Linked DNA regions of Homo sapiens: region 1 is linked to region 2. A link is an interaction called in ENCODE POLR2A ChIA-PET data of the cell type or tissue named here. Cell type or tissue: GM12878. All regions are shown on one strand.

Region 1 (2,500 bases), 350 kb before region 2:
ATGCACACAAACTAGAAAATCTAGAGGAAATGGATAAACTCTTGGAAACACACAATCTCCCAAGATTAAATCAGGAAGAAATTGGAACACTGAACAGAGCAATATCAAGTTCCAAAATTGACAGTAATTAAAAAAATAAAAACCTACCACCACAACCACCAACAAAAATCCCTAGACCAGATGGAGTCACAGTGGAATTCTACCAGACATACAAAGAAAATCTGATACTAATTCTACGAAAACTATTCCAAAACATTGAGGAGGAGGGACTCTTCCCTAGCTCATTCTATGAAGCCAGCATTACCCTGAAACCAAAACCTGGAAAAGACACAGTGAAAAAAGAAAACTACAGGCCAATATCCCTGATGAATATAGACACAAAAATCCTCAGGAAAATACTAGCAAATTGAATTCAGCAGCACACCAAAGAGTTAATTCACTATGATCAAGTGAATTCATTCCTGGGATTCAAGGTTGATTCAACATAGGCAAAGCAATAAATGTTATTCACCACATAAATAGAACTAAAAAACCACATGAATATCTAAATAGGTGCAGAAAAGGCTTTTAATAAAATTCAGCATGCCTTCATGTTAAAAACTCAGCACTGAATGAACGTACCTTAGAATAATAAAAGCCATCTATCACAGACCCACAGCCAACATCATACTGAATGGGCAAAAGCTGGAGGTATTCCCCTTGAGAACCAAAACAAGATAAGGATGCCCATTCTCATTCCTCCTATTGAACATAATACTGGAAATCCTAGCCAGAGAAATTGAACAAGAGATACAAAAGGCATCCAAGTAGGAAAAGGGGAAGTCAAACCCTCTCTCTTCACTGATGATATGATTCTAAACTTAGAAAACTCTAGGGGCTCTGCCAAAAGGCTATTATAACTGATAAACGATTTTAGCAAGGTTTCAGGATACAAAATCAATGTACAAAAGTCAGTAGCATTTCTACACACTAATAATGTCCAAGCTGAGAGTCAAATCAAGAATGCAATGCCACTTAAAATAGTTACACACACACACAAAATATCTAAGAATACATCTAACTGAGGAAGTGAAAGATCTCTACAATGAGAACTGCAAAACACTGCAAAAAAAGAAATCACAGATGACACAAACAAATGGAAAAACATTCCATGCTCATGGACAAGAAGAATCAATATCATTAAAATGGCCAAACTGACCAAAGCAATCTACAGATTCAATGCTATTTCTATCAAACCACCAACATCATTTTTCACAGAATTGGGAAAAAAACCCTACACTAAAATTCATGTGGAACCAAAAAGGAGCCTGAATAGCCAAAGCAATCCTAAGCAAAAAGAACAATATTGGAGACATCACATTACTCAAGTAAAAACTATACTATAAAGCTACTGTAACCAAAACAGCATAGTACTTGTCCAAAAACAGACAGAGCGATAAAACAGAAGAGAGAACCCAGAAATAAAGCCACACACCTACAGCCATCCCATCTAATCTTTGACAAAAACAAGCAATGGGGAAAGGACTCCCTATTCAATAAATGGTGCTGGGATAGTTGGATAGGCATATGCAAAAGAATGAAACTGGACCCCTACCTTTCACCACATAAAAAATTAACTCAGGATGGATTAAAGATATGTAAAACCTCAAACTATAGGAATTCTAAAAGAAAACCTAGGAAACAGATTCCGTACATCGACCTTGGGAAAGAATTTATGACAATGTCCTCAAAAGCAATTGCAACAAAAACAAAAATTGGCAAGTAGGGCCTAATTAAACTAAAGAGCTTCTGTGCAGCAATATATATGTGTGTATTCTGTACATATACATGTGTGAGTGTGTTTATATATGTGTGTGTATAAACACACATATACAGAGTAAACAATTTCAGAAAGAAAATGTGGTACATATACAGAATGGAGTACTACACAGCCATAAAAGAATGAAATCGGTCTGGTGTGATGGCTCATGCCTGTAAATCTCAGCACTTTGGGAGGCTGAGGCGGGTGGATCACAAGGTCAGGAGTTCAAGACCAGCCTGGCCAAGATCTTGAAACCCCGTCTCTACTAAAAAAAAAATTAGCTGGGCATGGTGGCAGGCACCTGTAATCCCAGCTACTCAGGAGGCTGAGGCAGAGGATTGCTTGAGCCTGGGAGGCAGAGGTTGCAGTGAGCCGAGATCATACCACTGCCCTCCAGCCTGGGCGACAGAGCGATACTTCATCTGAAAAAAAAAAAAAAAAAAAAAAAAAAAAACAGAAAAGAAAAAAAAATCAGCATGGACGCAGCTGGAGGCCATTATCCTAAGTGAATTAACACAATAACAAAAAATCAAATACTGCACGTACTCAATTGTAAGTGGAAACTAAACATTCGTTAATCATGGACATAAAGATGGGAACAACAGATACTGGGAACTACTAGGGGTGGGAAGGAGAAAGGGGTGAAAGAGCTGAAAAACTAACTGTTGGGTACTATGCTCAGTACCCGGGTGACAGGAT
Region 2 (2,500 bases):
AAATCTTCATACTTTTAAAAGTACTTCTATTCTAAAAAATTTCAAACACATACTCTTGCAGAGAGGTTAGTGTAATGGACCCTCCTCATACCACTAACAAGCTTTAGAGTTAGCAACTCAGAAACAATCATGTTTCCTCTATACCTCCACATCTTTGATTATTCTCTTCACCGGATTGTTTTGAAGCAATTCCCAGACACCGTATCATTTTGTTCATAAATATATCAGATATACACTTTTAAATATAAAAGATTATATAATGTATATAGTAGATGATGTGTAGGGCTTTTCTGGGATAATTATATTCGTGTAAATGCTTCATATATGACATTTTATTTAGTATCATAAAAACCCTGTGAAGCAGTTAACTACAACCACTTTAGATAGTAGAAAACTGAGAGATTAAAATAAATGTTTTCCTGAGGTTACCAAACTGGTACTTGAGAGAGACAGGATTCAAACTTAGGTCTTTAGATCAGTAACTCTTAACCATCAATATAGACAGCTATGACAATTTTAGTCTGTATTATCTTTTCATTCAGATTTCCTAGTAGAAAGAAAAAGACTTTAAACTCTTAAAATGATCTTAGAGAAGCACTCATACCTACATCAAAGATTGCAACCTGCCTAATATATTTGGTGCAATATATAAAAATTTTTAATGATTAAAGACTGCTTTTTGAAGATGTATTAGGAGAAATGTATTAGGAGAAATGCTTGAGTTGGTGTTAACCAGATAAAGGAGAGAGAAAGGGCAGAGAAAGAAACATTTCTAATGGCACAGAATGAAGAGAGGACATCTTGAAAGCCTGCAAATTTACTATTAGTTGGTTTATAGAGAATAATAGGAATGATCAATGGTAAAAGTAGAAAGGTGGTTGTTGGCCAGGTCATCAATGTTGGCATATACCATGCTAATTATTTTAAAATTTATGTAATATCACTAAAGTATTTTTAATTGGGAAGTAACAAAATAAGATTAGCTTTCTAAAGATCAGTCTGTCAGTGGTGTGGCAAATATATCCTGGTGTGCTGGTAGGGGAGCAAGCATGAGATAGAAAAGTCAGAGAAGTGATGTTGAATTAATGTTTCTGAGAACTAATAAGGGACTCAACTAAAGGTGTAGCAATGAGCAGGATGTGTGGCTTATGGAAATATTTAGGTGATAGAATTAATAGGACTTGTTCAGTTTCAGATCCCTGTGTGTCACATCATCCAGATGTCGCTTTTCAGTACAGAGTTGAGTCACGTCATCTAGATGTCGCTTTTCAGTATAGAGTTGAGTGTTTGAGTCTCTGCTTAAAAGATATATCTAAGCTAGGGGATTAGATGTGGTAATAGTGTGAGACTAGTGGGTCATTGAAACCACGAGACCAAATGTTGTCACTTAGAGAAAAATGCATAGTGAACACAATAGAGGCTCAGGACAGAAACCTGGCAAGACCAAATTATAAGGAAGATAGTGAAGAAACACAGGCCACAAAGGAGACTGAGAAACTGAAGCCAGTAGGATGGGAGGGCAACCAGGAGATAGAAAGATTTTTGAAGAGAATATGGGAAATTATGAAATGTAAAATTCTGAGTAATTAAAGCTAAAGATGTATATAATCAAAGTGCATAAAATCATGTGTACACATTTAGTAATAGACCAAGATTCATAAAAAAGATGTTATTCACAGAATCTTGAATGATGTCATTTTATTCACATATATACACACATATTATATAGAGAGGTAACTCTAAATCTTGTGCCACAAACATAATACAGGATGAAAATCTCAAATAGATTTATATGGAGCTCAGGAAAATTACTGGATTCATAAATTCATTAACCAATTTGACAAATATTGATCGTATATAAGGCACTGGGTTAGAATATTTTGTAATCTTTCCTCTACGAACTCCTGAAAGAAATTTGGGTGGCACATACTTCTTCTGCTCCTATAATAGAGGTATCTATATGTCCTCTGGAGTAGATTGTTCCTAAGAGCAGATGCTATGATTCATTCTTATGGTGTACTAAAATTAGAACAGTGTCTTGCACATAGCAAAAGTACAGATAATATTTAGTGATTGGATGAAGCATGACCGTGGGAATAGAGGACTTTGTGATTGATTATATCCATCAACAAGATGTCCCTTGGCACTGCTGTCAGAGAGAACATTTATTGCTAAATGTTCTGACTCAGAACAGCTTTTTCAATGCTGCTTTAGAGAGACATGTAAAGTAATGGCTACTGACAATATTCATGGGTAATATGGTAAGCACGCACCCCAGCTTTAAAAAGTCTATCTTTGATAACAAAATTGTTTTTTTTCTATTTATTTGTGATTTGTTCTGAACACTTTTACAACTCCTGAGCTATTTTTAGTTCCCCCTTTAAATTTCTCATGATTCTGGTCTTACTTTCTGTATCTTTTATCCATGGATCTGTGGTTGGGAGGCATTGGGCTCATTCAGTCATCCTGGCTATCACTATGCCAATGTTAATGTCAATGT

The links. ChIA-PET counts read pairs that join two places held together with the same protein. Peaks named below come from ENCODE experiments on the same cell type or tissue, not always from the same donor. Only the 100,000 strongest peaks of a DNase experiment are listed, where the experiment ranks them.
Region 1: POLR2A ChIA-PET joins it to region 2 with 12 read pairs; 2 of 35 experiments call an interaction of 5 or more read pairs at or near these places.

The regions. Positions count from the first base shown.
Region 1 is chr3:152,478,920-152,481,419 of GRCh38, reverse strand. No RefSeq gene overlaps it. Among named protein-coding and RNA genes, the nearest start is that of MBNL1-AS1, 210 kb to the right of the region's middle. In GM12878, no CTCF peak of the experiment used is centred here; a DNase peak (open chromatin) is centred at 949; H3K4me3 peaks cover 612 bases; H3K27ac peaks cover 1,980 bases.
Region 2 is chr3:152,126,017-152,128,516 of GRCh38, reverse strand. The region is part of intron 2 of LINC02917 (long intergenic non-protein coding RNA 2917); the gene reads left to right. Among named protein-coding and RNA genes, the nearest start is that of LINC02917, 78 kb to the left of the region's middle. In GM12878, no CTCF peak of the experiment used is centred here; DNase peaks (open chromatin) are centred at 1,266 and 2,125.